3 separate regions of the Homo sapiens genome follow, and all the other regions are linked to region 1. Evidence: chromatin contacts called from ENCODE Hi-C or POLR2A ChIA-PET data. All regions are on one chromosome and are shown on one strand. Each heading gives the region's core, a stretch centred on a gene start or an enhancer-like site at or near the end of the contact. The rest is flanking DNA. Distances are from core to core; before and after follow the strand shown. Region 1 holds the start of AXDND1 (axonemal dynein light chain domain containing 1). Region 2 holds the start of QSOX1 (quiescin sulfhydryl oxidase 1). Region 3 has its middle 63 kb from the start of C1orf220.

Region 1 (3,597 bases), core at 354-2,853:
GTAGAGACCGGGTTTCACCACGTTGGTCAGGCTGGTCTCAAACTCCTGACCTCGTGATTTGAGACGGAGTCTCGTTCTGTCGCCAGGCTGGAGTGCAGTGGCGCAATCTCGGCTCACTGCAACCTCCACCTCCCGGGTTCAAGCGATTCTCCTGCCTCAGCCTCCTGAGTAGCTGGGACTACAGGCACGAGCCACCACGCCCCCCCTAATTTTTGTATTTTTAGTAGACAGAGTTTCTCCATGTTGGCCAGAATGGTCTCAATCTCTTGACCTCGTGATCCGCCAGCCTCAGCCTCCCAAATGGGATTACAGGTGTGAGCCACTGTGCCCGGCCTATTTATTTATTTATTTTGAGATGGGGTCTTGCTCTTGTCTCCCAGACTGGAATGCAATGGCTCGATCCTGGCTCACTGCAACCTCACCTCCTGGGTTCAAGCGATTCTCTTGCCTCAGCCTCCAGAGTAAGCTGGGACTACAGGCGCGAGCCACCATGCCCGGCTAATTTTTGTATTTCTAGTAGAGACGGGATTTCATCATATTTGGCCAGGCTGGTCTCGAACTCCTGACCTCAAGTGATCCGCCCACCTCGGCCTCCCAAAGTGCTGGGATTACAGGCGTGAGCCACCGCGCCCTGCCTCACTATTACTTTTTCCAAAGTTCCTTAAAGCCAAAGACCAGGAACCAAAAAATACGTAACTATTGATATTTAAAATAGGTTGAATTTAAAATCATATATAAATCAACATTTGAAAAAAAGTATAAACTGTATTTAGATGGAGTAGTGAAACAGTACTCTGACTCAAAATACTGTAAAAGGAATGACTTCTTGCTTTATTTAAGCAAGTGTGTTAGAAAAATGTAGCCAATCAAGGTATTCTGAATATCAGATTTAAAAAACCGGTGAATGGAAGGTGATTTCTGTCTTACGGCCATGACTGTTTATGACTTCAGAATCAACGAAGTTTACCTCTTGTCCCTTCCTTGGCTACAGACACTTTTAACTTTTTGCTCTCAGATGTTGATGTAGAGTTTAGCGGGGTGGAGGGCGTTTTCGGGAGAGACATAATAAACAATGCCTCCTATCTCTTTAGTAATTTGAAATAGTCCTCCGGAAAGCTAATTTAGACACAAATCAGCGCCGCACTGGGACTTGCAGGCTGCCACATAGTCCTGCAGGCAGAGGAAAAAAGATTTAAAAAAAAAAAAAAAGATGACAACTATTGAGTACTTAGGTTCAGATCGCAGTTTAGAATTCATCTAGCATGGTTCTCCTTCTTCGGGGCGACCTCTATGTTCTGGGGTTATGTGTAGCGACTAAGAAGCCTTAGTGGACCGTCAGGTCGGGGTCAAGGAGCAGGGCAGGAAGGACCCGCTCGGCGGACCCCGCAGACCGCCGGCACCCCTGGTGGGGGACACTCGCTGCAGGCGGCTCGGCTGGGGACCATACCTTCCCCACAGGCAGCGCTCTCGCGCGCCAGTTCCACAAACTCGCGAGTTGGGCAGGCCTCGCACTGCTTCTTGGTTTAAAATGACGGGAAAGGGACACCCGCGATCCTACCCACACATTGCGTACCCGCCCAGCATCCGCTCACTTCCTCCTTTGCTGGAACGCCTGTTTGTCGTCATAGAAACCCAGGGCCCCGAGGTTTAGCGCCCTCCATAGGGGCTGCCTTCAGCGGTGCCGGCGGAGGAGGGAGACAGCTAAGACAATCCCTACACCCTCTTGGAGTTTCTTATGTTCTAAGTCACAGCATAGGTTCAGTAGCAAAGGAGAAGAAAAACGTTTAATCCCGCCGTTGTCACGGAATCCGAAAGTGTCTCACGCCGGGGCTTCCTGCCGCGGGCCAGGCCAGTGCGCAGGCGCCGGTGGGGGTTAGCTCGAGGGGCCGACCCCTGTAGCCCGTGACGCACGCGGGTTAAGCAAGGGTCTTCTGAGTTGTTTCCATCTTTCTAGCTCTCTTTTTTGTTGCTTTGCATATTTTTCTTTCTCTTTCTTCCTCTTTTTCTTTCTTTCTCTTTTTTTCCCCTGAGACGGAATTTCCCTCTTGTCGCCCAGGCTGGAGTTTAATGGTGCGATCTCGGCTCACTGCAACCTCCACCTCCTGGGTTCAAGCAATTCTCCTGCCTCAGCCTCCCAAGCAGCTGGGACTACAGGCAGACGCCACCATGCCCGGCTAATTTTGTAGTTTGTTTTTTGTTTTGTTTTGTTTGAGACGGAGTCTCGTTCTGTCGCGCTGGCTGGAGTGCAATGGTGCGATCTCAGCTCACTGCCACCTCCGCCTCCCAGGTTCAAGCGATTCTCCTGCCTCAGCCTCCCGAGGGACTACAGGCGGGGGCCACCATGCCCGGCTAATTTTTGTATTTTTAGTAGAGACGGGGTTTCACCATATTGGCCAGGCTGGTCTCAAACTCCTGACCGCGCCCGCCTCGGCCTTCCAAAGTGCTGGGATCATAGGCGTGAGCCACTGCGCCCGGACGCTTTGCATATTTTTCTAAAAGCCAGACTCAGGGGGATGTTGGGTAATAAGAAACGCTGGGTCCCTTATTGGGTAAGCCGTCCAGTGCTTTACATTTCGGTCACGTCTTCCTTGGACCCTTAAATGCCTCCCCCCAGAGCACAAGGAAGGCCTCCTGGGCCCAGATTTTTCACCCCCTTGGGGCAGGGAAGGAGGATTGAGCTTAGGTGGAACCAGCTCAGGTATAATTGTCGGGGCTTCTGGCGTGAAAATCTGCCCTCAGGAAAGAATACCATCAGCGGCCGGTGGCTCACGCCTGTAATCCCAGCACTTTCTTAGGCCGAGGCGGGTGGATCACGAGGTCAGGAGTTCGAGACCAGCCTGACCAACATGGTGAAACCCCGTCTCTACTAAAAACACAAAAATTAGCCAAGAGAGGTGGCGCGCGCCTGTAATCCCAGCTACTCAGGAGGTTGAAGCAGGAGATTCGCTTGAACCGGGGAGGAAAGGGTTGCGGTGAGCCGAGATGGCGCCACCGCACTCCAGCCTGGGCAACAGAACGAGACTCCGTCTCAAAAAAAAAAAGAGTATCATCAGAGCCTTCGCACTGAACTGAGGCTCGGTTCGGTGAGGGATCATTTCTTTTCTTTTCTTTTTTGAGACGGAGTTTCACTCTTGTTGCCCAGGCTGGAGTGCAATGGCTCGATCTCGGCTCACCGCAACCTCCGCCTCCCAGGTTCAAGCGATTCTCCTGCCTCAGCCTCCCTAGTAGCTGGGATTACAGGCATGCGCCACCACGCCCAGCTAAATTTGTGTTTTTAGTAGAGACGGGGTTTCTCCATGTTGGTCAGGCTGGTCTCGAACTCCCGACCTCAGGTGATCCACCCGCCGCGGCCTCCCAAAGTGCCGGGATTACAGGCATGAGCCGGATCGTTTCATATTAAGGCAGAGATTTAGTGCCAAATAATGAATCGCTGGGAGAAGCCCAGCGTCTAGTTGCTTCCAGACAGGGAGGAAACTTTATCTTATTCAATCACCATATTCCTTAGCACCAAGTAGAGTGCCTGGACAAACATGAAAATCAGTTGGACAGTTCTCTTCTGTGTTGACAGAATTACGGCTATTTTCTGGTTTTGAGTGT
Region 2 (3,597 bases), core at 752-3,251, 790 kb before region 1:
ATCTGGGAATTTTTATGATGTTCATGCCCACAATGTCCCCTGAGATTACCTTATCTTAGGTGTTCCAGTTCCATGATCCATGTTCTTCCTCCCTCCTCCCCTGACCAGATGTGTTGACATCACTCCTCCCCTGACCAAATGTGTTGAAATGGTGTGAAGCACTGCTCAGAAAGGCACGTTCAGCTAATGGGACCAGTGAGGCATGTAGGCAAGTGTAAACTGGAGGTCAAAACAGCTTATAAGTTTCATTTAAAAATAATTTTCCAGGACCATATGGCTAAAAGATGTACACATGGTTCCATCTCGCCTCTTCAGAAACCAATCTGCAAGCTGCTCAGGAAAAGAGGAGGGTGAGTCTGAAAACTAACATCTACAAAGGCACTGTTCTACCACAAAGAGTTGAATTTATCAAGAAATACCAACAGTGGAACAATGGTTCCAGTTCCCCTTTCTCTAGAAAAAGGCCTATTTCCAAAGATGCCCACAGTTCTCATTCAATGACCATTTCAGGGTAGGAGGCCGTGCTAGCGACCTAGCACCAGAGTCAGGAAGTAACTCCATTCAGAGGCAGCAAGTCAGGAACAAATCACTATCACTATACCACTCCTGCCCGCCAAATACCCACTACCTGGATTAGGTGGATGTGTGACACCACAGGAATCTTTAAATTGTGGAAAGGAAACTATGAGACAATGTATGCCGAGTACTTAGTAAGGTGCCTGAAATGATAGGTGCTCCGTAAATATTAATTACTATTATTACCATATTTCCTCGACTCTAAGTCTTAAGTGTTTCAAAATTTTAGCATTTCTGTAATAGAGTTCACCTTCAAATCTTTATACATGTAGTGGTTTTTTCCTATCCTTCTACCCCTTGGGCTGTCATAAAATGAACAGTGTGTCTCACAGTTGATGGTGTCTTGGAATTCAGGAAATATAGTTTTGGTGCCCCAACCAGGGATTGGGAACATGGAGCAAGAGCCAAACACGCACCAAAGGCCTCTGGGTGCATGGGTTTAAAATATAAGGGTCTGAGCGGGGGAAGAGAGAGAAGGATGTGGCCCAGAAGCTAAGGAGCTGGAGGCGGCAGGTCAGGAGAGGCCCGGAACAGAGATAGGAAAACTGCCAGGTGGACATACCCACATCAAAGACAAAAATGAGAAAGGAAGTCTATGTACCACCTGGTCAACCAGTCGAGGGAGTGGAGAAAGGTGGCAGGGAGGCAAAATGGATGTCCGTTCCCTTTTCTCCCCAGCACTGACCCACAGCAGCTAGGGAACCTGGCAGGAAGATGACATGGGTCCCTGGACGAGAGGAAGAGGACTGCCACAAGGCTGGCCCAGGAAACGGTAAGGTGTCAGCGGACCATGCGGAGGAAGGAACAAAGGAGACCTCTCGCAGGGAAGGAGGCAGTAACCTGGCGGGGGACGAACCGGGCGAGCAGGGCAGGTCTGGGGGCCCAGGCCGCGGAGAGGGAAAGAAGCTCGGGATGAGGGCCAAGAGGAAAAGGCAAGGGAGCGGGAGGCAAAAATGGAGCTGAGAAACATGAAGGTGGTGGGCGTGGGATGCGCGGAGAGGAAGAGGTGGGCGGAGGTGACTGGAAGAGGGACGCGCTCCCGGAGTAGGAGGCTGCCCACCGGGCAGGTGGAGGGGTCCGGGCGGCGGGGCACGGGGGAGCGGGCCGCCCCCGCTTCTCACCTTTGACGTCTTCGGCCAGCGCCTTCCACGTCGGGGCGAAGGCGATGCAGTGGCCGCACCAGGAGGCGAAGAACTCCACGGCCCAGGCGCTGCGGGAGCCCAGCACCGCGCCGCGCACCGTGTCCGCCTGCAGCAGCGTCAGCGGGTCGGAAGGCGAATAGAGCGCCGACCGCGGGGCCGCGTTAGCGCCGGGAACCGCGAGCAGCCACAGCAGCAGCAGCAGCAGCGACGGCGGCGGCCCGGAGCCGCTGTTGCACCTCCTCATCCTCGGCGCTGCGCTCACCACCACACGCAAGCACCGGATGAGTCGGGTCCCGGCGCCGCGGCACCGCCTGCCTCCGCCCGCAAGGAGGAGCCACGTGGCCCCGCCCCTGAGCCCCCGCCCCCGAGCCCCCGCCCCCGAGGCCGGCCCAGCCACCCCGCCCCGCCGGCCGCTCCTGGGCGCGGGAGCGGGCGGGGCTGAGCTTGTTGCAGGGGCTGGCCCTGGCCGGGTGGTGAGCCATCCTTTCGCGGTCCGCCGAGGCCTCGGAGCAGCGCGACCCGGGTTCCCGCCTCAGGCCCCAGGAGGCGAGGTGTACAGTCCGGTAAAGGAATGGAGCGCCCGCCGAGCGGTCGCTGCGGGGGTAGCCTCGCGGAGGTTGTTTGGCCTCTCACGGCCCCCGTATCCAACGGAAGAGGAGTCCGTTGGAATAGACGACCCGGATTTCGGCTGTTGTAGGGCAGTTCCTGGGCTCCCGCGGAGCGATGAGACGTTGTGAATTAGATGTGAGAAGAGGGACGCTTGGTCTGCGACCACCAAGACCCCACAGGATCGATGCACCCACCCCTGCTGATGACCATGACCATCTAAAGGGGAACATCATTTGAGGGGCCCTACTCATGGATCAGAAGCCCCTCTTCACTGTGGGGTGTGCTGGGTTGGCGGGCAGTTGCCGTGGAATCAGTTTCCTCAGGACCCATATCTGACCACCCTCATAAGGTTGTCAGGGCGATTCCAACATTCGGGGTTCCCAGCAGCCCAGATCCCCCACATCCAGCTCTTCAGCCTACTCAGAGCTCTCCACGCTCACTCACATGTCCCTCTCGCAAGTAGCCCGATCAACTCACCTGGTGTCATGGGCACTAAGGTGTTAATGGATTTTCTCTGGTCACCTTTGCAGCTCCACTGTTTTGAGTGAGTTATTTTAAGGGGAGAAGGTGCTCCTCAGACGGTTGTCACAGTGATATTTTTCCTTTGTGACTGCCAGGTTAGCCCCTTTCACCTGTAAGAGCTTTGAGCCTAGATTTGTTATTCATTTATTCAAGTTTTACTGAGTGGTGTCATGCCAGGCACTTGTTTAGGTATAAGGATAAGGCAGTAAACAAAATATAGACTCTAGGGACGTGGAACTTACATTCCAGTGGGGGTAAAGAGATGATACATAAGTAAATGTAGATCAGATGGTGACCGATGTTATGAAGAAATGTAGACTGGGGTAAGAATAGAGTGGCAGAGGAGGTGCTATTTTACACACGAAGATCAGGGACAGGTCTACCCTTAATATTTGCAAGAACTGAGTCAGTAGTACAAATGGAGGCCCACATATCATGTCTACATATTTTAAAACTACAAATTAAACGGTGATGTAAAATTCCTATCCTTTTATCTTGACATGTATACCTTCATCATAATCTGGAAGGCCACATTTAAGTTTAGGATTCTTGGACCCTTCTGAGATACGCCCTCGAATGTAGTGCTTTGGAGGGGGAACATGTCCTTGGCCCTCAGCCTTCCTTCTTCTCTTGGCACCCCAGCTCTGTCCCATACTTCAAATGGCCTTTTGCCCACACCTATAACAACGACATCTGCACATCAGAGTTTTGTCCACACCTGCAAATAGCCTCCCCTTGACCACCCCTT
Region 3 (3,597 bases), core at 534-3,033, 760 kb after region 1:
TTTTCTCTTATGCCTGGCCCAGTGCCAACTTTCTTGTGAGGACTTCCCTGACATCGAAGACTACTATGGTTTACTCCTCTGGGCTCACACAGCACTTGGTCTCTATTGCTGACCTATACATGGTTATCACATAGTTCAAGAATTCCTTGACTCTTGGGGCATAGTTGTCACCTTTTAGGTAGTCTGCTAATCCTATGACTCCTCTCTATTTTTTCAAGACTTGCCTCTTACGCAGCAACCCTATTTGGCCACAGCTGATGGACAAGGGTGAACCCCTGGGCCAATAAGATTCTCTCTTCAGGGACTTTAGAATTGACAGCCAGGATGTTGGTCAGTATTGCTGGAAGTGAGAACACGGCCTTCAGGAGTTGACTCAGCCTTTGTGAAGTGCCCATTTTTGGCCCACCCAGGTACACAGAGGTAGAGAATGTTGTCTGCCAAGGAGATCCAAAAGCAATGAACAGACACCAGAAGCCACGTAACCCAGTGAGAGAAAATGACTGAAAGAAAGCACCTTGGTATCTGAAAGCTTTCTAATTCAGGGTTCCAGTGCTTGAGAGGCCCAGCTATAGTTTCAGCAGCTTTGGGCTCTGTGAACTATCCCTGTATAAATAAATGTCTCCCTTGTGTTTAAGAAAGATGGGTATCATAAAATCATGTGAATGTTCGGTAATAGAGACACATCCAAAGTTTCACGGGGCACCTGGAGGTGAGGGAAAGTAGTCAGGAATGGCTTTCTGTAGAAGGTGATGTTGGTTGGACCAGTAGGGAGGGCACTTCAGACAGCGAGAACAGCATAAGCAATGCTGGGAGCTGCAAGCAGTTCAGTGTTGCTGGCACATAAAGGCATGGACTGGCCAGGAGTGAGGCTGGCCGGAGAGGGTGGCCAGGGGCCCAGTCAGGAGCATCTTGGGTGCCATGGGAAGGAGCCTGGACTTTATCCTGCAGGTCAGGGGTTCTCAACCATGTTTGCACATTAGGATTTCCTGGGAAATTTTAAAAAGAAATATGGTTTCTTTCTCCCATCCAGTCCACTTAAATCAGAATCTCTGGGAATGGAAGCAGGAACTGATTTTTTTTTTTTTTAAGGGCCCAGGTGATTCTAATGAGCAGATAGGCTGGAGAACCTGACAGGATGCCTTGAAGGGGTTTAAGTGAGATATAGACATGGTTTTAGAAAGATCACCATAGATGCTAGACTTTGAGGATGAGACAGAAGGCGGGGTGACTGTGGGCAAACTGCTGCAGTGTGCAGGGAGACGCTGAAGAGAACCTGAAATGGGATGAGGGTGCCAGAATAGAGGGGAAGTTTGCAAACATTATTTAGGAGACAAAATAGTTTTCAGTTTAAGATTTAGTGACTGGAGAGAGATGGAAGGTAGTCAGGGTTGTCCTGAGGGTCCTAGCTTGGGTGACTAAAATTGCCCCAGGCGGCACTCACCAGGGTTAAGCTGTGGATGTGTGGAATATGAGGTGGTGCCTGGTAAAGATCAGGCAGCTGAATAAGGCACCTAAGGCTTCAGGGCTAGACCAGGTGGAAACAAATTTCAGTTTCACAGCTCATTTTGAGTGTTGTCATTTATTTTTTATCATTTATTGAGGAGAACCTCCAAAAAAAAGTCACTTTTGTAGGTTACAAGGTGTTATGGGTGTTGAAAGCAGAGTGAGCCCCACCCCAGACCACCTCCTGAGACAGGGTGTGATGTGTGTCTCCAAGTGCCTTGAAGTCAAGTGACTTCTCAGAGAGGTCTAAAATTAGCAGAGCAGCTGTGCCTAGTGGGTGGCAACACCTCAGCTCACTAGGCCGAGAATGGGGCCTTCCTGCTGTGGGCTCTGTTGTGTGAGTAGGTCAGGAGTTAAAAGCAAGAATCTGTTTCTTTGGAGAATTTCCCCAGGAGCTGCATGTAGTCCCAGTGTGCTCAAAGAGAAGAGAAAATGTCTTCTGTTGCCAGGTGGAAGGGAAAGAACAGGGAGGGGTATGTTGGAAAGAAGCTTCATAGAAGGGCTGATTTTCAAGAACGTTCTCTATGGAAATGACGCCCTTAATGACAGGTGAGGAGTGGAGGAGCTCACACTGGGGAGTCAGTTCTGACAACTGGAAACCTGCTGTGGGCTGTGTTTTGCACAGAATAATGCTGTGTAGATGCTTTTTTTTTTTTTTTTTTTTTTTTTTGAGACAGAGTCTTGCTCTGTCGCCAGGCTGGAGTACAATGGCGCGATCTCGACTCACTGCAAGCTCCGCTCCCGGGTTCACACCATTCTCCTGCCTCAGCCTCCCGAGTAGCTGGGACTACAGGTGCCCACCACACCCAGCTAATTTTTTTTTTTTTTTTTTGTATTTTTAGTAGAGATAGGGTTTCACCGTGTTAGCCAGGATGGTCTCAATCTCCTGACCTCATGATCTGCCCGCCTCAGCCTCCCAAAGTGCTGGGATTACAGGCGTGAGCCACTGCGCCCGGCCTGTAGATGCTTTCTTGTTGTGGGTTTTCACTCTCGGGGGTGGTTCAACCTGGCCTCCAGATCAGGCCTCTGCTGCCAACCCTGCCAACCCAAGGGATTTGTGGTGGGGGCCAGGCAGGTAGGTAGAAGTGGAGGGAGAGGAATCTCTTCACATTTTTTTTTAACATAGTATAGATGTATATAACATATTAAGCATACATTTTAATAGTTTTATATAAAAACTAACCCTCAAGACATATAAAAGCCTGGAGAGGAGATTGGAGGGGAAGGGTAGTAAATGACACAATGTTTCGTTGTGTTTCCATTAGGTTGGATTCTCTCTTCCTTGAGCTTTTGTCTACAGATTATTCTACACACACAGGAAGGATGACTGAGAAAATGAAAAATGGCAAGATACAGGACTCACTACCTAACTGAAAAGTTAAGCATGAACAAGCTGTAGGGGTATTATATATCCAGGAGTATTAATTTATATGGCATTTATCTGGGGATTTTTTTCCTACAAAATACCACCATAATCCCAGATGATACCAGAAAATATTTAATAGCAAGATTAAAAAATTAATCTTAACATGTCCTTTACGTTAATGTCCTCCATTCACACAAGGAATCCCCATTCTCCACCCAGAGATCCCAGCTATCTCCATAACCACGGGAAGTTGGTGAGATTGCCTGGAGCAGCCGCTGTGAAAGGCAGGGAGGAGTACAAAAGGAGGAAGCAGATGGGATGCTCCTAGGGCACCTACGGACTGAAAAGGAAGACTTCTGGGCTGGGTCTCAGGGATCATGTTGAGTTCAAGGAAAGAAACTCCCCAAGAAGCTGTGTCCGTTTGGCCTGTATGCGAGCAGATGTGCATTATCTTGGCCAAGCTGCTTCTCTGAGCTCCGAAAGACTTGCTTTGCTTGAAATAGTCTCTTTTGGCCGGGCACGGTGGCTCACGCCTATAATCCCAGCACTTTAGGAGGCCAAGGCGGGTGGATCACAAGGTTAAGAGATCGAGACCATCCTGGCCAACATGGTGAAACCCCGTCTCTACTAAAAATACTAAAAAATTAGCTGGGCATAGTGGCGCGCGCCTGTAGCCCCAGCTACTTGGGAGGCTGAGGCAGGAGAATCACTTGAACCCGGGAGGCAGA

The links. A loop is a pair of places that touch in the nucleus more often than their neighbours do. ChIA-PET counts read pairs that join two places held with the same protein, here RNA polymerase II (POLR2A). Pooled maps may share reads with other maps.
Region 2: a map of CD8-positive, alpha-beta T cell shows a loop between it and region 1 (3-fold over the local background). The contact joins the promoter of QSOX1 here to the promoter of AXDND1 in region 1. A Hi-C loop is called at or near these places in 4 of 168 maps with a recorded cell type or tissue (CD4-positive, alpha-beta T cell, CD8-positive, alpha-beta T cell and naive thymus-derived CD4-positive, alpha-beta T cell), 1 of 37 single-sample maps with no recorded cell type and 10 of 50 pooled maps.
Region 3: a map with no recorded cell type shows a loop between it and region 1 (15-fold over the local background). The contact joins the enhancer-like site here to the promoter of AXDND1 in region 1. A Hi-C loop is called at or near these places in 9 of 37 single-sample maps with no recorded cell type and 5 of 50 pooled maps. POLR2A ChIA-PET finds 5 or more read pairs at or near these places in 1 of 52 experiments (AG04450).

Annotation. Positions count from the first base shown.
Region 1 is chr1:179,363,977-179,367,573 of GRCh38, reverse strand. AXDND1 (axonemal dynein light chain domain containing 1) reads right to left here and starts at 1,603. Exons shown (of 26, transcript NM_144696.6): 1 at 1,574-1,603; 2 at 968-1,170. The coding sequence starts at 1,064. RefSeq lists enhancers at 1,203-1,272, 1,653-2,052.
Region 2 is chr1:180,153,273-180,156,869 of GRCh38, reverse strand. QSOX1 (quiescin sulfhydryl oxidase 1) reads right to left here and starts at 2,001. Exons shown (of 12, transcript NM_002826.5): 1 at 1,698-2,001. The coding sequence starts at 1,962. It overlaps LOC105371636 (a long non-coding RNA gene), which reads left to right and starts at 2,032. Exons shown (of 2, transcript XR_001738314.3): 1 at 2,032-2,871. RefSeq lists an enhancer at 1,727-1,826 and a silencer at 2,007-2,326.
Region 3 is chr1:178,604,342-178,607,938 of GRCh38, reverse strand. No RefSeq gene overlaps it. Among named protein-coding and RNA genes, the nearest start is that of C1orf220, 63 kb to the right of the region's middle. RefSeq lists enhancers at 1,719-1,858, 1,869-2,018. Within about 2 kb of position 1,783, at least 6 of the 41 ENCODE cell types and tissues checked have a DNase peak (open chromatin) inside an H3K27ac peak, as active enhancers do.